3 separate regions of the Homo sapiens genome follow, and all the other regions are linked to region 3. The links are chromatin loops, found by intact Hi-C in ENCODE. Cell type or tissue: Caco-2. All regions are shown on one strand. Region 1 has its middle 54 kb from the start of SMNDC1. Region 2 has its middle 25 kb from the start of DUSP5. Region 3 has its middle 40 kb from the start of DUSP5-DT.

Region 1 (8,000 bases), 98 kb before region 3:
CTGCGCCTGCTTGGCTGGTGGCTCCGCTCTGAGGATCTGGGCCCATTCACTGCACTGACCACCTGCTCATCTACCGTTTGTGCCTACAGGCTAAAGGCTTAAGCAAGCTCCCAGTTGCACTCAGGCCTGGACAGGATTTCAGGAATGAGTGGCCCAGCGGGCATTTATTCCTATGCCCTGATCCAAACCTCCAGATGCCACCATTTGTTTAAATCAGCAAGGGATGGGAGACAGCCTCCACATGCCAGGCCAAAGGCACCAAGGACCTAGGCCCTGCTCACACAGAGCTTAAGGTCTCACAGAAGCACATGGACCTGAAACAAATAAATACAAAACTGTAAGTGATTCTATATGCCATGAAAAAGAAGAGCCAGGTGCCAAGGGGGGGGGGGTGGTACCAGGAGATCTAAGTTTGTTGGGGCTCAGAGGAAGCATCCAGACAGCTGTGCAGCTTTGGGGTCGCGGGGCGGGGGGGATGCTGAGGCTGGGGGAGGGAGAAGCTGTGCAGGAAGAAGCAGTCACACCTGCAAAGCACACAGCTTGGGGCACCAAGCGGACCCCAAACCAAGGTGGGTAGGAAGGGAGAGAGCGAAGCGAGAGGACAGGGCCTCAGCTAGGGCCCAATCAGATTTGACTTTTTCTGGGATTTCCCCAGGCCCCAGGTCTCCAGCTACCAAACAGAGCAGCCCAAGTTCTTTCTCAGGAGCTTTGCATATTATTTGCTTACAACTTCTCTTGCTTTCTCTCTCTCTCCTTTATGTTTCTTATTGCATTTATACTCACATGTTGTGGGAGTCTTTTTTTCCTGTCTGTGTTTGTATTTCAAAGCCATCATCCTGCCCTCCCTGAGCTGCACTAGGCAAAAATATGTGTCCAGGATAGACGAAAAGACATAAGAAAGACCCTCTGAGGGGACCTAACTTGGGGTCTCCTTCCCCTGAAGACCCCACTCCCTGTCCAGTGCTGAAGGCATAACTGTTACAATAGAGAAAAGGAGGCAGTCAAGAGCTGGATCCGAGTCCAGTTGGGTGACCTTGCACAAGTTGCTCACCCCTTTGGGATTTGTTGCCTCATCTGTGAAATGAGTGGACCGCACTAGGTAACCGGTTCCCTATCTGGGATCTGCAGATAGGCTTTAGGGAATCTAAGAATCCCTAAAACTGTAGGTAAAATTTGGTAGACTTGAGTAGACATTGTTCTGGGGGAGGTTCCATAACTCTCATTCAATTCTCAAAGGCAACCAAGACCCCAAAAATGTTAGGAACACCTGCCCTGGGTGATGTCCACCAGCCCACAGCTTTCAGAAGCCTCATCCGAGGTGCTCTTACCATAAAGATGAAGAGACACAAGCTTCCGTTGCCCAAGAGAGCAGGGAGACTCTGGGAGTGTTCTAGGCAGGGAAAGGAAGGCAGGTGACAAACAGGAAGCATTGCTGTGTGCGCATTTCTGGTAAACTGCCTACATAGATTGCTGAAGGAAGGGGCCAATCTGTAGGGTGTCAGCAATTTGCTGTGATTCCCCACCCCCTCCTCCTAGGTAAATACCCACTTTTGTACTTAATTTTGTTTTCATACTTTTGTATTCTTTTTATTAAGGAGTGTCCCAAATTGTAAGTCTTTGGGCCCCACACAACATAGATACACTCCTGGGTCCTGAATATAACCAAGGCTGAGATGGCCTGATAGGCACAAGCACTGTCCGGACCTGCGGCCGTCAGGTGCCCGGCACACCCCACATAGGTGCACAGGTGCTGCTCCGACTGGGTGGCTCTCCTTGTCGCCATCCTGGTTTCTGCTTCCTTTCCTTTCCTTTTCCCCTTCCCTTCCCTTTTCTTTTTTCCTTTAATGTGGATTTCAGAAGTGGGGTGAAAATGACCTCAGTGAATAGCCCAGCTCCCTGGGACAGTGGCCTGGTATTTTTGACGTGGGAGTGGCGTCTGCTCTGACTCAACCTGGACCGGCCCAGGGACAACACCTCCTTCGGAGTAGCCGCTTTGTTTCGTTTCGAGCAGCCCAGCTGCGTTCTGCATGACCGAATTGGACACCTCTCACTTCCTCTGAGAATGGAACTTGGTGTTTAGATGACGTGCAAGCCAAGTCAGTTGTGTAAAATAGCACAACTCCACCTTTGGTCTCCCATCCCAACCCCCAAGGCCTAAAAAAAGAAAAGAAACAGAAAAAAGCAACACCTGAGAGGAACTGGGCTTCAAACAAGTAAAGACTTTTATAAGCGCAGCAAGTGCCTCCCTCTGGACTGGAGAGGGGCCGAGGGGGGCTCCCGAGACCTGTAGGAATGTCGGATCAATGCCGTCCTAGCTGTGTGACCTGGGCCAGTTTATTTAACATCTCTGAGCCCCTGGTTTTTCATCCTCACAGAGACAATGACGTTCGTGTTTCTGTGAGACATAAGCGGTGTAGCACCTGGCAGGCACTGATGAATTGTTCTCCTCCTCCCAGGAGCCCTGCTATAGGGTCGAGCTACTGAGGCACCTTCCCAGTGCTGGAAATGCTTCCTGTGGACACCTTCCCCCACCCCAAAGGAAGGATTGGGTCAATGGTCTTAAGCTCCAGCCCATGCGGGGGTGGTCAAGCCTTCAAAGTGGAGGGAAACCCAGGCTCCAGGTGAGCCCCAGGAGTCTCAGCTCCGGAATCTGGCAAGAAATACGGGGGACAGATGTTTTGGTCTCTGAGCCCATTTCCTTCCTGCTCATAGGCTCTCCTGTGACACGTCGATGAACAAATCCTCCAGGAATTATGCTCCTTTGAAGTTCTTGGCCGAGTAAAAGTAAGCAAAAATGAAAATATCTGTAAGTCACGTGAGGCGATGTCGGTTTGTATCGTCTGACTCAACAGCAGTGTTTCTGCTGGGGCACACTCACACGGGCGAAGGCGTGGGGCTGTCCTCCCACAGGCTGGTTTGCCTGAAGACAGCTGAAGATAAACAGGCAGCCTGAAGAACTAGAAGTCAGAGAGCCGGAGCCCACGCTTCCAGGCTGTGTGAATTTCAGCAAGTCACGGACGCCCTCTGGGCCTCAGTTTCCTGTTTGGGGAGGACTTTTATTCTCACCTTGGAGAGATGGCTTGAGGGTTAAGCGAACACCATCCGTCCTAGCACCTAGCACGTCACAGGTGCTCACTGCATGTCCATTGCCTCCCCTTTTTCTTTTTTCTCAGCCCCTTCTCTCTGAGAACAAAGTAGCCCATCCCCTGGGTCCCACCAGCCAGACTGAGCCACGTCCTGAGGCCTCCCTCTGCCTCACTGCCACACTTGGCGCCACAGAGGCCTGAGCCTCCTATTGCCCGAGTGCCTTGCTGCCCAGGTCAACCCTCACCATCGCTCATCCTGAGCCTTCTAATGCCCGAGTGCCTTGCTGCCCAGGTCAACCCTCACCATCGCTCATCTCTGCTCTGGACTCACAGCCACCTCCTGTCCAAATTGGTTCTCCTGCCTCCACTCTTGCCCTCTCCCAGCCACGCTCCCCGGGCCACTGCCACCTTTCTAAGCACGTGCTGGCCTTCATGGACCTCTGGGATCAGCCCCTGTGCCCCTCTCCAGCCCCCTCTCTCCCAACCTCACTCTTGGGCTCTGGTGAATCCAAACCATGTCCTGTTGCCCTCATGGGTCAGCCTCTGTCCCTCTGTTCCCCCACTCACTGTCAACAACTCAGATTTCAAGGCTTGGTTTAAGCACCACTTCCTTTTGGAGTCTTTTTTTTTACCACCATAGTGACCCCTCAGCCCTGCCACTCCTAGTTTCAGTCCCTCCTGGTCACCTGACTCCGTGTCTGTGGCACCTGGAGCACTTGGTGCTGAGAGCTAACACAGAGACAGAACAGGCTGCAGACCAGCCCTGTTCCAAATGGCTCTTTTCATGTTAACTCATTTAATCCTCACAAAATTGCCCTATGAGGTGGGTGCAGTTATCAAAATTTTTACAGGAAGCTGGGGCACAGAGAGGTTCAGTGACTTGCCAGTGACCACACAGCTACTAGGTGGCAAGACCCTTAGACCTTAGGGTGGTTTTGTGCTCCTAGGCATGATGCTATTCCACCGATTCATGGACTTTGTCTGCTTTGTCTATATGCCTGCCCCTCTCCCTTACACCATGAGCTCGCCTAGGGCCCTTCCCATTTGGGTACCTGCAGACCAAGAGTGAGGTCAGGTCCACAACAGGGGCCACTAAAAGTCCCCCAACTGAAGGATCCAGCCTCTACGTGGCTGCCCATCATAACAGGGAGGCTCCAAGAGTCTGCATTCTACCAGGAGAGACACCAGGCAGAAAGGTCAACTGAGTCCCCACCCCCACCCCAGGTGACTTCCTCAAAAGGCAGAGAAGGAGCAGGAGGGGAGCAGCTTTGCATATGGAAGAGGGGAAGCCTGTCCCTAGGTCGTTCTCGTGAAAGAACCAGAGTTCTGTCTTCAAGGGCTTCGTGCAAGGCCTGAGTGGATGAGGGTTCCCATCAGCCTCCATGCTCTACTGCCCTCTCCAGCACTCCATCTGCCAAAGATGGGCAGGAGTGCAGTTGATGCTTCTTATTACACTCTATGTTACCATCAGGTTAAGTTTGTCTTGCAAGCCTGAGGTCTGAAAGCCTGGAATGCCTTACCAGCCTGCCTGAGTAATGTCTCCCTCTAGTTTTGAAGTTTCTGCCAAGGAGGAATGTCACTGGAATGCAGCCTCTACTAACACCTGGGCAGCTGTCCCTCAGTCATGAGGCTGGCCCGGCTGGCTCATCTGGTGAATGATGTGGCTGCCAGGCGTGGGGCTGAGGGCCCCTGGTGAATTGGCCACACTCTCCCAATGGGCATGTCTCCAAGACAGGCGGCCCAGGTTAAGAACACCATCTGCAGCTAGGAACAATGATAACAACAATAGCAAGAATGAACAGCAGGTTTGCCTTGATGAAGCACATCCTATAAGTCAGGCTCTGAGCAAAGCACAACCTATGCAGGATCTAATTCAATCATCCAGGCAACCTAATAAGATATTAACATCCCCACTTTACAGATGAGAAACCGGGGGCTCGAAGATTGAGGGACTTGACCAAGGCTACACAGAGGTGGAACCTGTTCTTCTAACCACTGGGTTCCACTGCCTCATGGAAATGGAGTGAAGCTGATCCTAAGCCCACACAGTGATTTAGAGCAGCAGGTTTAATCTGTACAAATGACTGATTGTATTTGAGTGTGGTTGCCAGTAACCAGCAGAAGGATTCTCCTCCACCCGGGTTCCAGGTAGAAAACCAAATGGGGGCCGGGCGCGGTGGTTCACGCCTGTAATCCCAGCACTTTGGGAGGCCAAGGCGGGCGGATCACGAGGTCAGGAGATCGAGACCGTCCTCGCTAACACGGTGAAACCCCGTCTCTACTAAAAATACAAAAAATTAGCCGGGCGTGGTGGCAGGCTCCTGCAGTCCCAGCTACTCGGGAGGCTGAGGCAGGAGAATGGAGGGAACACGGGAAGCAGAGCTTGCAGTGAGCCAAGCCACTGCACTCCAGCCTGGGCGACAAAGTGAGACTCCATCTCAAAAAAGAAAAGAAAAGAAAAGAAAAGAAAAGAAAACCTTATGGGAAGGAATGGGCCACTCCTTGCCTGCCCCTCCCAGCCTCTCCATTCCAACCCACTTTCCTCTCCCACATTTTCTTTCTTTCTTTCTTTCTTTCTTTCTTTCTTTCTTTCTTTCTTTCTTTCTTTCTTTCTTTTCTTTTCTTTTCTTTTCTTTTCTTTTCTTTTTTTGGAGACAGTCTCGCTTTGCTGCCCAGGCTGGAGTTGAGTGGTGCGAACTTGACTCGTTGTAACCTCCACCTCCCAGGTTCAAGCTATTCTCCTGCCTCAGCCTCCCAAGTAGCTGGGACTACAGGTGTGCACCACAATGCCTGGCTAATTTTGTATTTTTAGTGGAGATGGAGTTTCACCATGTTGGCCAGGCTGTTCTCCAACTCCTGACCTCAGGTGATCTGCCCACCTCGGCCTCCCAAAGTGTTGGCATCACAGGCATGAGCAACCTCGCCCAGCCCCCTCTCCCACATTTTCAAACCACCCTCCCACCATCCTCTGATGTCTACAAGAAAAAAGGAGAGAGATTTTTTAGCATGATATCAGTTTCTATCCATCATTCACTGAATTCTCATTCCAGCCCTTGGAGGTTGGGTGTCATTTTTACCATTTTACAGATGGAGAAGCTGAGGCTCTGAGAAGGCAAGCAACTTGTTCAAGATCACCTCATTGGCAGAACTGGGCTTGATACAAAGCTAAACCTGAAGCAGAGCCTGTACTTGGTCTGCCACACTGCAAAAAAATGGGAGAAACCCTCCTCAGTATTGGAAACGACTTCAGAACCTTGGAGAGCAAGGCTGAGCTTGACTGGGAAAGAAGGGATAGTTTGGAAGAAGAGATGTGTCCTCTTCTGTCAGAGCTCAGCCCCAACCTGCCCTGGTAAGGTCATGCCCCTGCCATGGTCAGCCCCCTGCTAAGGAGAAATAGGATGCTGGCCCTCCAGTAGACAAGTGTCTGTGGGGTGAGTCACCCATTATCCCCCTCCCGTGTGACACACTTAGTACAAGGCATTGGGAAGTATCAGACCAAGAGAATAGACTTCAAGATGCCACGTGCCCACAGGCCTGGGAATGCTTGGCTTCCTGTGACCTTGGATTGCACACGCATTCAAGAGGCTCCCAAGAAGCTTACCCAGCCAGAGGTTCCCACGCCAAGGAGTTGGGCTGGACTCTGTGACCTCTCTTTGCCTTGCCTGGGGCCACCCAGATCATTAGACCATAGGCACTAATGCACCTGCCTGCTGCCTCTTACTGTAGAAAAAGAGATGAGTAGAGGCAAGTGGATTCCTTGGCGCTTGGGAAGCTTCAAGGTGGTGCACATAGTCTTGGAGCCAGGTAACCCTGGGTTAAATCCCAGTGCCTCCTCTAATTAGTCAGACAACCCTGCACAAGTTAGGTTACCTTGCTAAGCCTCAGTGTTCACATTTGTAAAAAAAGTGCCAATCATGCTTTTCCACAGTTTGGATTGAATCAGAAAACTTAAATAACCATCTATCCCCAAAACAGCTGACACATAATAAGGGATATTTAAGTTAAAACTTTTCATTTTTATTAAAATATTAAACATCTTCAAAATTCACATAGAAAGAAGAGCACTAGAATAATTGCAAATGATGGAGCAACCAAAGCCACCAATGATTGAAATGTTCTCTGTGACTAAAGGATGGTTATTTATTCTGAAAGTAAGAGTACGATGATATCAGGAGAGGAAAGGGGGTGGAGCTCATCTTAAGTGCTGTGCTTGCACTGTAGTGTGTGTGTGAGAGAGAGAGTGCATGTGTATGTGTGTTTGTGTGTATGTGTATGTGAGTAAGAGACAGAGAGAGAAGGGTGGGGGGACACACTTTCAACAGACTAAAATCTAATCCCTACCCTCAGGAATTTACACATAACTGGAATATTTTTAAAAGTGTCAAAATTGACATCTGTGAGCTACAAAGTGCTACAGGAATATAAAGGCAGGAGAGTTCGCTTCCAGCGCAGCTGGGGTTCTGAGTGGTATGTGACACTTCCTGGAGGAATGCTATTTGAGGTAACTGAAGCGAGGGTGAGATTTCAACAGGTACTAATGGGGATAGGGTGGAAAAGAGAATTGTTGAGAAAAGCCACGAAACAGAGAAAGCAGGGTGTGCCCTGTGAATCTGAGGTAATATGAAAAAAATACCAAATACCAAAATATTCTTACCCTTGGATGGTGGGATGATACCTGATTGATTTTAGTGTGTGTGTCTTTCTGAATTTTCTATTCTTTAAAATGAGTTTGGGCCTGTAATCCCAGCACTTTGGGAGGCCGTGGTGGGCGGATCACGAGGTCAGGAGATTAAGACCATCCTCGCTAACACGGTGAAACCCCGTCCCTATGAAAAACGCAAAAAAATTAGCCAGCCGTGGTGGCGGGCGCCTGTAGTCGCAGCTACTCGGGAGGCTGAGGCAGAAGAATGGCGT
Region 2 (8,000 bases), 66 kb after region 3:
GGGTTACAGGCGTGAGCCACCGTGCCCGGCCTATCTTTTTTACTTATTTCTGGGTTTGATATGCTGATATTTTGTTAAAGATTTTTGTACTTATGGTTGTGAGGAATATTTGCCTTTGGTCTTTTTTTTTTGTGATGTATTTGTCTGGTTTTGGTATCAGGATAATGCTGCCCCCATGAAATGATTAAGAGTTCTTTCCTCTTCCAAGTTTTTGTAAGAGATTGTATAGAATTGGTAGTGTTTCTTCCTTAAATATTTGAGAACTTACCAAGAAGTCATTTGGGACTGAGCTTTTCTTTTTGTGAAGCTTTTTAGCTATAAATTTGATTTTTTATAGATAGATGAATAGAGATAGAGAGCTATTCCAGTTACTTAGTGTTTCCTTGAGTGAGCTTTTTTCTTTTCTTTCTTTCTTTTTGAGATGGAGTCTTGCTCTGTCACCCAGGTTGGAGTGCAGTGGCACGATCTCGGCTCACTGAAACCTCTGCCTGCTGGGTTCAAGCAATTCTCCTGCCTCAGGCTTCCAAGTAGCTGGGATTACAGGCATGCGTCATGATGCCTGGCTATTTTTTGTATTTTTTTTTTTAGTAGAGATGGGGTTTCACCATGTTGGCCAGGCTGATCTCCAACTCCCGACCACAAGTGATCTGCCCACCTTGGCCTCCCAAAGTGCTGGGATTATAGGTATGTGCCACTGCACCCAGCCTCCTTGAGTAAGCTTTGGTAATTTGTGTCTTTCAAGTAATTTGTTCATTTCACTGAAGTTGCTGAATTTGTTTAACATAAAGTTTTTAATATTTCCTTGTTATCCTTGGAGGTCTTAGGATCTATATTGATGTTCTCTGTCTCATTCCTGATAATGGTAATTCTTGTCTTTTCTCTTTTTTTCTCCTGATAAGTCTGGATAGAAATTTGCCAATTAACTAGCACTTGGTTTCATTGATTATTCTGTATTGTCTATTTTCTACTTACTAATTTTCACTCTTTATTTTTTCCTTCTTCCTCTTTACTTTGGGTTTAATTTGCTCTTCTTTTTAATAGTTTCTTTTTTATTTATTTATTTATTTTTTGAGACGGAGTCTCGCTCTGTCGCCCAGGCTGGAGTGCAGTGGCATGATCTCGGCTCACTGCAAGCTCTGCCTCCTGGGTTCACACCATTCTCCTGCCTCAGCCTAGCTGGGATTACAAGCGCCCGCCACCACATCTGGCTAATATTTTTTGTATTTTTAGTAAAGACGGGGTTTCACTGTTTTAGGCAGGATGGTCTCGAACTCCCGACCTTGTGATCCGCCTGCCTCGGCCTCCCAAAGTGCTGAGATTACAGGCATGAGCCACCGAGCCTGGCCCCCTTTAATAGTTTCTTAAGGTGGAAACTTATCATTCATTTTCTACTTTCTTCTTTTATAATATAAGCACTCAAAGGTAAAACTTTTCCTCTAAGCCCCCATAAATTTTGATATGTATACTTTCATTTTTATTCAGTTCAAACTATGTTCTAATTTCCCGTATAATCTCTTTTTTGATCTACCTGATTAATTGCAAAAATTGAGGCGTTTTCCAGATATCATTCTGTTGCTGATGTCTAATTTAATTCCATGGTGATTAGGGAACGTACTTTGTGTGATTTCAGTACCTTCAAATTTACTGAGACTAATTTGATGGCTCAAAACATAGTCTGTCTTGGTGAGTATTTCATGTGCCCATGGAAAACAAATGTGTAATATTCTGGTTTAGGGTAGAATGTTATGAAATGTCAATGAGGCCAAGCTGATTGATGATGTGGTTCAAGTCTTCTATATACTTACTGATTTTCTGTCTACTTTTCCATCGATTACCAAGAAAGGAGTATCTTCAACCAAAATTAGGATTTGCCTATCTCTCCTTGCAGTTATATCAGTTTTTGTTTCGTGTATTCTGAAGTTGTTAGGTGCAGCAATGTTTAGGGTTGGTGTGTCCTCCTGATAAATTGACCCCTTTATGATTATGAAATACCCTTCTCTTATTTAAAAATTTTTTTAAAACTTTTTTTTTAGTTTTTTGAAACGGGATCTCACTATGTTGCCTGGGCTGGTCTTGAAGTCCTAGGCTCAAGTGATCCCCTGCCTCAGCCTCCCAAAGTGCTGGGATTACAAGTGTGAGCCATTGTGCCTGGCCTGAAATGTCCTTCTTTGTCCCTGATAATATTCCTTGTTCTGTTGTCTATATTGCCTGATATTAATATTGCTACTCTTTTTTTCATTTTATTTTATTATTTTATTTTATGCGACAGAGTCTTGCTCTGTTGTCCAGGCTACAGTGCAGTGGTGAGATCACAGCTCATTGCAGCCTCTGCCTCCTGGGCTCAAGCCGTCCTCCCTTCGCATCCCAAGTACCTGGGATTACAGGCACACATCACAGTGCCAGGCTAATTTAAAAAAAATTTTGTAGTGATGAGGTCTCACTATATTGCCCAGGCTGATCTTGAACTCCTGGGCTCAAGCAATCCTCCTACCTTGGCCTGATTACAGGCAGGAGCCAACCATGCCTAGCCCTTATATTAATAAATTGAGGTCGGGCACGGTGGCTCACGCCCGTAATCCCAGCACTTTGGGAGCCCGAGGCGGGTGGATTGCCTGAGGACAGGAGTCCGAGACCAGCCTGGCCAACATGGTGAAACCCCGTCTCTACTAAAAATGCAAAAAAATTAGCCGGGCGTGGTGGCATGTGCCTGTAATCCCAGCTACTCAGAAGGCTGAGGCAGGGGAATTGCTTGAAGCAGGGAGGTGGAGGTTGCAGTGAGCTGAGATTGGGCCACTGCACTCCAGCCTGGGTGACAGAGCGAGACTCCATCTCAAAAGAAAAAAAAATTGATTGGAAAATGAAGAAAAATGTTTCTTCACCCTTGATTTGTATAATAAGTGGCTGGCCCAAGGAATATGAGGATGGCCTCACTGTGGCTTGTTGGGGGGGACTTCCAGTGAGAGTACTGAACAGTCCCTGAGTCTCCAGTCGCTTACAGCTCCATCCTGGGCCACATGTCCTCCTTTGGATGATGATGATGTCTCTTAGTTACTGTACTTTGTTGGGCTTCCTTCTGAGTCCCCTTTCCCTATAGATGTCTGCAGCCAAGGACAGCTATCATATGACCTTAAACTCCTTTTAAAGTTTACAAGGACATTGGCCTTTATGCCAGAGCATTAATAATCATGATGGCTCACATTTATTGAGCCCTTTCTATATGCCAAGCACCTTGTTAAGCCCTTTGTGTGCATTTTCTCTTAATTCTCACTGCAACCTGATGAGGTAGATACCACTCTTATCTCCTTTTTAAAGATAAGAACATGGAGGCTAAAAAGTTTATGTAAATTGCCCAGAGGTACAGCAAGATCAATAAGCGAACATCAGGGCCAAGCACTCCTCACTACTGAACTCTGCTGTCTCGTCAGTGGCCTGCCCAGGGACACTTTGCTGCTCTCTTAACACACACCCCTTCGGCAATGTTATACACCCAGAGAACCACTGGATCTAGGGCCGCATCACTCCCTGTTCCATTCTGCACATCAGTTCATGTAGCTGAAGTGCACATACATTGTTGATCAGTGTGGTTTGGTGGTAAGAGCACTGGACTGGGAGTCAGGGGACTTGGCTGTCATCCTGGCTCTGTGGTTTACCAGTCATAGCACTTTAGGCATGTTATTCAATGTCTCTGGGTGTGTAGTTTCTCAATGCTGAAGGTAAGGGGATTGATTTAGATAACCTCAAAGGCACCTTCAAGAACCAACATCCTATGAGTCTATGAATTAGTGGCCTTGCTGATAGGGAGCTAATCATTACCTAACCTGGCAGGGCATTTAAGTTTTATTTACTTTAACAGTATTTATCAAAACCACAGAGCTTAGCTGCTCATTTTATGTTCATATATCTTCTCTGGCTTCCTGTTTATCCCAAAGGTTATCTTTTCAAACTGCCCTTTGGGCTTATAAAAACTCCTTTGTGTTCATAACATGTTATTAAGTGAACAAAAGCAGGTTACAAAACTGTATGTATCTCATTTTATTAACAACAGATTGTGTGTATGCTAGTGTATATATATTATATATATACACACACACAAGTGTATATACACAAGTATATACATGATACGTATATTGTAATATATATACTATAATATATAAAATATAAGTGCCTCTACTTATTTTACATTTATGATTACTTACATAGTCTGAAAAGATATACATCAAAATATTAGAATGACATTTTCTGGATGGTGCAATAACTGGTGATTTTAATTTTATTTTTTATACATTTTTTTGTCCTTTATAATTTTTGCCCAGGGGAATTGCTTATATTTTTAATACTTATTGCTTATAAGTAATAAACTCACAAACTGATAGAAAATATCTCCTTTGGATTCAGAACTTCCCTGCCCCTTTGTCTCTGGCATCTTCTCCTGGGTTGGCTACCTGACTTTCTGTCTTATATTAGAAGACAGTGGGACACAGAGTAATCTAATCCCTGCGAGGTTGTCCTCTCCAGGCCCAGCTTTTAGTTACCCCCTCTTCCCCCACTTCCATTCACTTGTTTTCCTGTTCTTTTCTGTCCTTTTGTGTCAACATGGTCTTCCCTTTTTCAGTTTTTCCTCTACAATCACTCTTGAGTACTCTTTCATTCATTCATCATAAATTATGGACAAATCAGAACAACAGTGGAATGAGAATAACAACAGTAAGTTATTTAGAGTTGAAGACTGAGGTTCAAGTCCTGAATCTGCCCTAGGTAGAGCAAGATGATGTGAAAAATTCTTGGAAAATTGTAAAGGCTGGATCAGTGAGAATTGTCATTGCCAAGACCCTGTGCCGAGCCCCATGGGGGAAATGTCGGTGAGGAGCCTCTGTTCCCAAGGAGCTTAGAGAGTAGAAGTGGAAACGCAAAGGGGGAGGGCAGGGAGGGATGCAGAGATAATCTCCATAGACATGGAAATTACTAGATTCTGCAGAGGAGGAAGAAGGATGAGTCAAGTATCACCATGGGGTTGGGGACCAGGTAACTGAGAAAAGTGGTGTCATGAATCCATTTATCAATCCATCTATCCATTCATTCCACAAATACACACTGAGCATCTGCCATCAGCCTGGTACTATCAGAGGTGCTAGAGATGTAACAGTGAAGAAAACAGGTAACAACCCCCGACCTACCCCATTTTGTTTACATTCTATGAGATGACAGAGAAAAAGGAAGCAAACAAGTACATAAACAAAATCATTTCCGAAGGTGACAAGTGCTATGAGAAAAATAAAATTGGATAGTGTGTCAGAGAGCACCAAGGGGAGGTGACATTGGTGCTGATGTGTCATTAGCTGAAATAGAAGTCAGGGGCTGGTCTGAGGAGGAAGATGATGATTCCCTGTTAGAGCTGCTGACTCAGAGATGCTAAGATTTACCTTCTGGTGAGATATTTTAACCTCCTCTCAAACTCTACATCCTATCAATCTCTGGCTGGGAAACTTCCAGTGGGTTTTCACTGCCCTCTGGACAAAAATCCCAGTTATTTAACTTGGCATTCAAGGGCCTCCACAATCTTGCCCAGTCTGCTTTCCTGCCCCCGTCCCCAGGTGAACCTTCAATTCTGGCTGTGATGGGCTCCTCACAGTCTCCACCTAGGCTACATCCCTTTGTGCCTCCTTACCTGGGTCCTAGGAGAGTCTCCTGAACTCTCCAGTCCACAGCCGTCCTGCTCTTCTCAGGACCCATGCCTCTTTTTCTGCCTGCTTGCCCTCTTAGATTGTTTAAGTGTCTTATAAGCAAGGGCCCAACTCTCCAATAAGAATGCAGTCTCCTCAAGTGATAGGCTGGCCCCTTCAGGATCCTCTCTTCATTGGATTTGCTCCATACACTTGCCCAGAATTGCACTGAGGGGCTTTACAGATAAGTATCTTCTTGTGTGAAATGAAGAAGGAGAGACAAAATGGAAAGAACCCAGAAGACAAAAGAGCTTCCCACCCAAATTCAGGAGTCAGATGACAGAATTCAGCTGTGGTCAAAAGTGTTTGGAAGCTGGCCAGGTGTGGTGGCTCAAGTCTGTAATCCCAGCACTTTGGGAGGCCAAGGGGCAAAGATCACTTGAGGCCAGCAGTTCGAGACTAGCCTGAACAACACAGTGAGACTCCCATATCGACATTAGTTAAAAAATAATTTTTAAAACATAAAAAATTACAAAAATGTGTTCTGAAGCAATTAGCAAAGAATTGATTCATTTTGCTGGAGGAATCAGCAATTGGAATGAATTCTATTTGCCTTGAGCATATAGGGATAAACCTGCCTAACACTGGTGAGCAGAGCAATGGCCTGAGACCAGAAGTCCTAGAATTCCTCCCAGCCCTCTATCCAAAAGAAAGACAGAGTCCTGGGCTCCAAGATGATGGCACAATCAGGAACTGGCCCAGAGTAATCCATTACCCTTCTCTCCAAGGCTTCCTTCCTCTGCTTCCTAGGCTTTGTCACAATTTCCTCCATTTAACCCGTGGGGGGATGGAACACCTGTTTACCCATCTGAAATGCAGGATGATAGGAGATCACCTGCCCTCTGCTCCTCCCTCCTTCCCTGTCAGGACTGAGTCAATACCGATGTTCAACTTCTGGTGATTAGAAGTCAGGATGTTCAGGTGGTGGGAGGTTAGGTGAGGGACACGTGATTGTCATGACGGGCATTTGGGATGAAAGTCAGAACCATAAACACATATTCATTATGACTCTCCTTCTGCCGGGTCTTTCATCTGGGGAATCTCAAAGCCCTGGACAAATGGTAATTAATTTTCACAACAGCTTCCACAAGAGGATGCAGTGGTGTCTGCCAAAGGCCAGGGGGTATTTTCCCAGTATTCTTCCCTCAACCTTTCCTGCTCACTCCCAGCCCCTGCCAGCCCCAAGGTGACGATGCAGAGTGGGTAGGATGCCTGGGCTAAAGACTCCTTCCTGGGACCTCTCTGTCCAGAAGGCTACAGGGGCAGATGGAGACTCCTCCCAACTAGCCTCCTGCCCCTACACCCTACCCTACTCTCCCAGAGCGTGACTAAGAGTGAACCAGGCAGGAGTGGGAGCATTTCCTGCCTCCACTGGCAGGCTGGGACCAGACAACAAGTTAGTTGACTCAGGAGGAACCACATGGCTCCAAAAATACATCTGCCTCTGCCCGGTTCCATCTCATGCTCCCTTCGCCCTTTAGATATAGTCACTTGCTCCTTCCCCCAATCCCACCCCTGGGGAGCCACTTGAAGTCATTTTTGCCCTTAATTCTGATTATAAAAGAACTATAAGTGCATCATAGGAAACCTAGAGAATGTAGAAAAATACAAACAAGCATTTGAATAATCCTATAATTCCACTACTCCCAAAATAACCACTGCTGAAGTCTTGTTATATTTCCTTTCTATTTTTCTGTCCTCTGAGTTTCATTTATTTATTTATTTATTTATTTTTGAGACGGAGTCTTGCTTTGTCGCCCAGGCTGGAGTGCAGTGGCGTGATCTTGGCTCACTGCAAACTCCGCCTCCCGGGTTCACGCCATTCTCTCGCCTCAGCCTCTGGAGTAGCTGGGACTACAGGCGCCCGCCACCACACCTGGCTAATTTTTTGTATTTTTAATAGAGATGGGGTTTCACCGTGTTAGACAAGATGGTCTCTATCTCCTGACCTCGTGATCCACTCGCCTTGGCCTCCCAAAGTGCTGGGATTAGAGGCGTGAGCCACCGTGCCCTGCCCTTTGAGTTTCATTTAAATATTAATATATACTCACAACAAAACCACAATTATACATATATGTATGTATATATGTGTGTGTATATATATATATTATATATACATATATATACATATATATGTGTATATATATATTATATATACATATATTATATATATATGTGTGTGTGTATATATATATATATATATATATATATGCTCAAATAGAACAAAAAGTTATAAAGTGAAAAGTCAAAGTCCACCTCCAACTTTCTACTCCCATGCAG
Region 3 (8,000 bases):
TTGATGCTGAAAAAGCATTTGATAAAATTCAGCATCTCTTCATGATAAAAGCCCTCAGAAAACTGGGGATAGAAGGAACATAGCTCAACATAATAACAGCCATATATGACAGACCCACAGCTAGTCTCATACTGAATGGGGATAAACTGAAAGTCTTTCCTCTAAGATCTGGAACATGGATAAAGAAAATGTGGCACATATACATAATGGAGTACTATTCAGCTATTAAATAAGAATGAGATCCAGTCATTTGCAACAACATGAATGGAACTGGAGATCATTATGTTAAGTGAAATAAGCTAGGCACAGAAAGACAAACATCACATGTTCTCAGTTATTTGTGGTGATGGCATTAGGTGGGGCAAGAAAAAATTTTTTTTTAATTTAAAAAATTAAAATCAAAATGGTAGAACTCATGGACACAGAGAGTAGAAAGATGGTTACTGGAGGTTGGGAAGGATAGTGGGGGGCTGAGGGAAGTTGGAGGTGGTTAATGCTACAAAAAAAAAAATAGAAAAAATGAATAAGACCTACAACTTGATAGCACAAGAGGGTGACAATAGTCAATAACTTCATTGTACATTTTAAAATCACTTAAAGAATGTAGCTGGATTGTTTGTAACTCAAAGGATAAATGTTTGAGGGGATAGACACCTCCATGCCCCATGGTGTGCTTATTTCACATTACATGCCTATATCAAAACATCTCATGTACTCCATAAATGTATAAAGCTATTGTGTACCCACAATAAAATTTTAAACTTTTATAAAAAGAAAAATTTTTAAAAAGAACTATTGTAATCCTCAGTTAACAGATGGGGGGTCGGGTGTGGTGGCTCATCCCGTAATCCCAGCACTTTGGGAGGCTGAGGTGGGTGGATCACCTGAAGTCAAGAGTTCGAGACCAGCCTGGCCAACATGGTCAAACCCCGTCTCTACTAAAAATGCAAAAATTAGCCGGGTGTGGTGGCAGACGCCTGTAATCCCGGCTATTCGGGAGGCTGAGGAAGGAGAATCGCTTGAACCCAGGAGGTGGAGGTTGCAGCAGGCCGAGATGGCACCACTGCACTCTAGCCTAGGAAACAAAAGCAAAACTTCATCTCAAAAAAAACAAAAAACAAACGAACAAAAAAAAAAAACAAAAAAAAAAAACGGGGCCGGGGGGAACTGAGGCCAGGCAAAGTGGTTCATGCCTGTAATCCCAGCACTTTGGGAAGCCAAGGCAGGAGGATCACTTGAAGCCAGGAATTCGAGACCAGCCTGGGCAACACAGTGAGATAGCCCTTCAAAAAACAAAAAAATTAAGAAGGCTAGTAGTCCTAGCTACTCAGAAGGCTAAGGCAAGAGGATCACTTGAACCCAGGAGGTTGAGGCTGCAGTAAGCTATGATCATGCCAGTGCACTCCAGCCCGATGACAGAGCAAGACTCCGTCCATAAAAACAAACAAACAAAAACAGACGGGGAAATGAAGACACAGAGAGGTTAAGTACCTTGCCACAGACACACAACTAGTGAGTAAGTGTGGCAGCAGTGGTAATTTTCTTTGACTATCCCATATGCTTTCCTTTATACCTACCCTCTTCCTGGGAGGCTGGGCTATGACTAGTTCTAGCCAAAGAAATATGAACGGAAGTAATGTCTGTCACTTCCAAACTGAGGCAGTGAAAAGTCTCCAGGCACAATTCTCCAGTCTCTTCTTTCCCCTGGCATGGAGGAGATATGCAGGCAGTGCAGCTGCAAGATAATGGTGCCTCCAACCACCTAGATCCCTAAGTGACCATGTGGAGCAGAGCCCCCACTGTCCTGCATGGGGCATGGGGCATGTGGAAGAAACAAATGGTTACTGTGTTCATCACAATTTTTAGGGTTATCTATCACCATGAGTCTACTAGCCCATCCTGACTAACACATTAGTGGAATTAAGGCTCAAACCCCGCTCTGTCTTAACTGTGGATTCTAAGGTTCAACCTTTAGAGCTTCTGGGTATGTATCTCACCTAGTAATGGTCACAAATATCAGGACAAATTGGGCCTCTTCTCTCCTTCCCCAGCACCCTCAAGCATGGAAGGGACATATCTCATAGAGCCTTTGGGTATCTTTAAGCCTTTATTAGTGTTCCTACTCTCCATCCATTTGGTTCTGGTGAAGCCCATGACCCAGCCTGGCCAATCAGAGAACTGAATCCTTCTAACCTCAGCAACTAGTCCCAAGACTCCAGTTGGTGCAGACAGGGCAAATCCCGGGACTTGTGTAGGATTTACCAGGAAAAGAAGGGCGGTCTCTTCTGCTTATCCTTAATGGGGTATGAACTGATAGCCATTCTGCCACCCTGTGGGAACTAAATGTGAAACCAATATAAGGTGAGCTAAAAGACCAAGAGTAGGTAGAACCATTTGAACCACCGAATTTAGCTGTGTCTGAGCCCAGCTCTACTCAAAACTATCTGTTATTGATCAAGGCAGTCTGAATAGAACTTTTCTGTCACTTGGAACCAAAAGAATTCAGAGTGGTCTCCCCTTGTACCTTCTGTCTGCTGTGTGTTCCAGATTGGGGCAGAAGAGAGATGTCTTGGCACCTGGGTAACCGGGAGCAGGGGGCACCATGCATAGTCACAGAGAAGTATGGAAGAGATGGTGGGCTTGGACACAGCAGGGTTGAGGTGCTGGAAGGGTGCCCACGTGGAGCTGCTCAGCAGGCTGGCAGGAAGTGTGTGTGCAGGTCTGGAGGGTGCAGAAGCCTCTGACCCAGACACAGGAGGTGGCAGCTGAGTGTGTGGGAGGACATGAGATCATGGAGGGGTGACAAGAAAGAAGACAGAGAATGGAGACCAGAACCTTGGTAAGCAGGAATCTTGCCACAGTGGTAGAGTTAGGAGTGAAGGGCATTCAAGGGGCGGAAGATGTGTGTGGCCTGGGGAAAGCTCCTGAGCCACTCTCCCTCAGTTTCTTTCTCTGTGAAATGGGTTCACAGTGTATACCTGTGCTGTGTTGTAGTGAGGATGGAGAACACATATTGAGCTCTTATCTGAGTGCCCAGAGCTCAACAAACATAAACTGGTATCAGCTATTGGGAGAAGAGAGACAGAATGCCCAGGGTGAATGTGGAAGAGAGTTCTCAGAGTTGCTTCCTTCCTAAAATTCTCCAGCCACTGCACTCACAGTCTGCTGTGCTGAAACTGCCAGTTGCCACCTTGCTCTCTCCACACCCTGGAAGCTCCTTGAATAGGAGCTGGGGCTCATTCCCTTTGTATCCAAGAGCTGGCACAGTGCCTGGCACAGAGCATGCACTGCATGAGTGCTTGTCAATCATTAGAGGAAGGAAAGGACTCACCCCAGTGCAGACATCTGCAGAGATGGAGGAAGAGAGAGGCCTGAGAAGGGGTTATTGGATTTGTTCATCAGAAGTCCCTAGTGACTGTTGGCAGTTGGGCGTTGAGGGGTTAACAGGGATCCAGAGCTGCTCCAGGTGTCCCTGTCCCCTCCACAAGTCACTCCCCACCACCACCTGCCCCCCCAGCAGGTGAAAGAAATTGGGGGAAAGGGAGGATCGGGCTGATTCCTCAATGAGTTTTCTAATGGACAGGCTCCCTCTCTTTCTCTCTCTCAGGCCCAGACTCGCCAACTCTGCCACCCCCTCAATTTGGCAGGGGCTCTTATCTCAGAAGCTGCTGGAAGAATTTGGCATTTTGACCCTATTTCATCACTCCTAGGGCAGTCTGGCAGACAAAGATGCTCCACACAGCAGCTGAGCTCATTCACAGAAGCACCGCACACACACAAGGCCCCTCCAAAGTGAGTCCCCCTCCCCCAGTGACCTGCATCTTTATGACACCTGCGCAGGCCTAAGGCACAGTGCTGCAGGGTGGATCTGACATGAGTTGGGGGTGGAGGTCTGGACTAGAACTCTGCCTCTCCTGGATCCTGGCCTTGCACAACTTCACTTGCCCTGAGGCCTGACATTGCATCCTTGGGGTTTAAGTCACCTGGGCTGGGAGTGCTCAGTTAAGATGAAAATGCCCCCAGGGTGAAACACAGTCACTGCAGGGAAAAAAGATAAGTCCCACAGCTGAGTCCCTTTGAACCCACACAACTGGGATTTGCTGGAGGGCAAGATGCAGAAAGGGAATGGAGTGGAAAAGTACTGCAGAAACCTTTCCTTTCTTCACACTTTGGAATTCCACCTTTCTTTCCTTCAGTAAACATTTACTGGGTGCCAATTCCACACCAGTTGCTTAGCCAGGTGCCAGGGGCACCTAGTCTGTTCAATCCAGTCCCTTGAGGTGTGAGGTGAGATTGTGTATTAATGCCTGAGAACTACAGAGGTTGGAAAGGAGTCATGGGGAAGCCGAGGGACTGGAGGGTCCTGCCCCTGCCTTCCCAACCTCCAGCCACAGCCTTGCTAGCCCACAGTAAGCTGTGATCATACCACTGAACTCCAGCCTGGGCAACAGAGTGAGACCCAGTCTCTAAGAAAAAGAAAAAAAAATGGTGAGGGGTGAGGAGAGGCTGAGGGGGCACGGAAGGGTCAGAGCTCAGAGTCCCAGGCAGGCCAACACCTGGTGAGAGGGACTTGAAAGGACCTGCTCACGCCTCTCAACCCTCCAGTCCCTGAGGAGTAGGAGGTGACTGGGGGGCCTCCCGGGTACCTTCTCATTGAGGCAATCACAGTCTTCCAGTGCAAAGCATCTCATCAGCCTCACTCCTAAGAGAAGGATTTTCCCTCTTCCCTGTCCCCAGGTGGTTCCCATGGATGCTCCTCTCCTCGCCTCCACACAGGAGAGGAATGAACCTTGTTCCCAGCTGGAACCCCTCTCTGGATTCCAGGTGAACCTCGGAAGGCACAGTTAATGCCCTTCACCTAGATCATTGGTTCTGAAAGTGAGGTGGGAGGATCCATCATATCAGATACCTGGACGCTTATTAGAAAAGTAAATCTTAGAAAAGTAAAGGGGTGGTCCAACACACCATTTCAACGAGCCCCCAATTGATTCTGATGCCATCCGCCTGGGAACCACTGGTCGGGAGAACAATTCAGCTAGAATTTTCTGGGTGCCTGGGTGTGGAGTGGGGAGAGGGGAAAAGGAGCATCCCCGTGGCCTGGCTGGTGGCAGCAGGTGGGCTTCTCCGGAAGAAGGAGCTGGTCTGCTTCAGGGCCTGGGGCCTGCCCCTCCCTCGGGCTGGGGATGCTCGTGGTGAGCAGGTGCAGTGGGGAGAGATAGACCGTGGTTTTCAGGAACTTCTTGAAGGGATCTGAAACTCCCAGAACATCAAGAGCCTTTCTTTGAGAAGATTTTAATTTAACACACAATTATCACTTGAATCCACTTTCATTGGAAACATTCAAGCCACACCAAAACAGAGGTAGCAACAAGGAAAAGTCCTTCCTTGATGCCCTCAATGCTAGATCCTGTCCAGAAGCAGCCACTGGTACCTGCTTGATGTTTACCCTTCAGGACCTTTGGGGACATTTATATGTACACACAAAAGGACAGAGTCTGGGTGCTTTTACATAAAGAGGCTAATGGGAGGAGGTTATGCTGGGCAACTCCCTACTTCCTCCCTTTAATAACACATCTGAGAACCTCTGCTTTAAATGCCCGGAGATCCAGCATCAGGCTCTGGGCCTCTTTTCAACAATATCTGGAGGGCGGTGGTTACAGGGGCAAGAAAAAAAACATTTTAACACCACAGCAGAGCACCCCACCCTTTTCCTGAATACCTCCACCACCCGCTTTCCATTGCCTACCCTATGACTGCACACACAAACACTGACGCTGGTCTGATTTAAGGAAACCCTTCCCAGTCCTCGCCCAGCATGGCAACCCCTGACCTCACAGGCAGCACAGTGCTGAAGCACTGGGGCCTCCTTTTGCTCCAGACAGAAATTCCTTGGCCCGGAGAAGGCCCTCTCTGGAGTCCCAGGACAAATGGGCATTGGAAGGGCTGTGTCACCACTGAGAGCTGTGCGTGTTTGCATGTACATTTACCCTGGGCGGGAGTTCAGAGCTTTCCTTTCGATTCCCAAAGGCCTCTGATACTCTGTACAGGATAAAAACCAAGTTGTACATTGATTGCGTCTTAATGGGTTTTCTAATTTACAGTCGAATGCTTGGGAGTCAGCCAGCTCTTGGGAAAATGGTGGCCTCACCTTCCCCAAAAGCTCAGGCCCGGGTACAGGGTGTCCTCTCTCTAAATGGCAGAGCAAGAGGGAGGAAAAGCTGAAGATGAGAGAAAGAATGAGGCAGATGGGCAACCCAAGTGTCCTGGGTGGAACAGTATCCCCCCAACATTCATGTCCTTCCCCAAACCTCAGAATGTGACCTCATGTGGAAATAGGGCATTGCAGATGTGATTAATTTGAGGTTATACTGAGTGGGGTGGGCCCTTAATCCAGTATGACTGGAGTCCTTATAAGAAGAGAGGAGATGCCCGACACGGTGGCTCACACCTGTAATCCCAGCACTTTGGGAGGCCAAGGTGGGTGCATCATGAGGTCAGGAGATCAAGACCATCCTGGCTAACACAGTGAAACCTCGTCTCTACTAAAAATACAAAAAATTAGCCAGGCATGGGGGCGGGCGCCTGTAGTCCCAGCTACTTGGGAGGCCGAGACAGGAGAATCATTTGAACCCGGGAGGCGGAGGTTGCAGTGAGCCGAGATCATGCCACTGCACTTCAGCCTGGGCGATAGAGCGAGACTCTATCTAAAAAAAAAAAAAAAGAGAGAGAGAGAGAGAGAGAGAGAGGAGAACGGATGCAGAAGACACCGAGGGGAGAACGCCAGTGAAGATGGAGGCAGAGACAGGAGTGATACCTCTACAAGCAGGGAATGCACAGGGTTGCCGGCAACCACCGGAAGCCAGGAGCATGGCCTGGAACAGCCCCTCCGTCAGGACCTCTGGCAGGAGACTTGCTGACACCTTGCGTTCAATGCTGGCCCCAGAACTGTGAGAGAAGACATCTCTGTTTTAAGCCACTCACTTGGTTAGTGGTACTTTGTCACAGGAACCCCAGGAAATGCATACACCAAGGTAGGGGTGGCAAAAAGCAGAGCTCAGCCATGGCTTCTGGGGAGACCCTGGAGCCCCCACAGAGTCCCCAGCACTCAGCGCCTGAAAGGGCCAGGTCCCTTTGGGTCAAAGAGTCTGCCCTGTGCTCACTCAGCTGTGCAGGCAGCTCCCAGCTCAGAGAGAGAGTTCCCTAATAAACAGGCAAACCAAACCCATGTTCCCTCCAGGCCCTCGAGTCACCTGCCACTTGGCAATGAGAGGACGTCAGCCCAGTTCCTGGCTGGTGGCTCTGACAGGCGCCCATCTGCTCCGGAAGTGTCCGGCCTGGATAAACAGAGCCAGGCTCTGCCTCCCACGGCTGACCCAGCCAGGTCAAGCGGAAGCCCAGGGCCTCAGGCCTCAGGTCTCCCAGGGCTCACTTTCCACACTGACCTGGTCACAGCTGGCTACCCCAGCAGGAATGGGCATCCCTGGAAAATGGCTGTGAAGACGGGGGGAAGGAAGAGTTGGGGACCTACCTCCCAGGCCACTTCCCTGGATCTCTGCTGGGCCCAGGGTCACTGCCCCTCCCATCTGCCCCCCTCCTCACTCACGCCCACATGAAGCCATCTGCCACCCTCGCCCCCTGGCAGGCACCACAGCCTCATGACTCAGCGCCCAGCCCAGAGCTGCTCTGTGGGTGGCCACTCCGGAACCTTGCAGAGAGGGAGGTGCTGGGAAGGGGGTTTGAGCGGGGGTGGGTGGAGGCAGAAGACACGTGCAGACCCCAGGTGGCTGTTCACGGAGCACCAAGCCCTGACAGCACTGCCTTCATCCGGTTTTGCAGGCAACAACCTCTCCAGCAGAGGTGTTGCCTAAAATACCACGGCCCAATTGAAATGCACCTGATCAGTTCCATTTTTCCCTCCAGGTTTCCCCACCTGTTCTCGAGGTCCTGATCCCAGGCCACGCTGGGACCCTTTCTCCAGTTCCATCTTTGCTTCTTCCTGT

Evidence for each region. Hi-C counts contacts between places; a loop is a spot of excess contacts. Peaks named below come from ENCODE experiments on the same cell type or tissue, not always from the same donor. Only the 100,000 strongest peaks of a DNase experiment are listed, where the experiment ranks them.
Region 1: a loop joins it to region 3, with 4 times the contacts of the local background. A loop is called at or near these places in 10 of 110 quality-filtered maps.
Region 2: a loop joins it to region 3, with 4 times the contacts of the local background. A loop is called at or near these places in 5 of 110 quality-filtered maps.

What each region holds. Positions count from the first base shown.
Region 1 is chr10:110,354,718-110,362,717 of GRCh38, forward strand. No RefSeq gene overlaps it. Among named protein-coding and RNA genes, the nearest start is that of SMNDC1, 54 kb to the left of the region's middle. RefSeq lists enhancers at 751-800, 1,851-2,310, 1,902-3,101, 2,671-2,770, 2,791-2,840. In Caco-2, no CTCF peak of the experiment used is centred here; a DNase peak (open chromatin) is centred at 4,664.
Region 2 is chr10:110,519,009-110,527,008 of GRCh38, forward strand. No RefSeq gene overlaps it. Among named protein-coding and RNA genes, the nearest start is that of DUSP5, 25 kb to the left of the region's middle. In Caco-2, no CTCF peak of the experiment used is centred here; no DNase peak of the experiment used is centred here.
Region 3 is chr10:110,452,947-110,460,946 of GRCh38, forward strand. No RefSeq gene overlaps it. Among named protein-coding and RNA genes, the nearest start is that of DUSP5-DT, 40 kb to the right of the region's middle. RefSeq lists enhancers at 2,758-2,827, 5,692-5,741, 7,011-8,000. In Caco-2, no CTCF peak of the experiment used is centred here; a DNase peak (open chromatin) is centred at 3,885.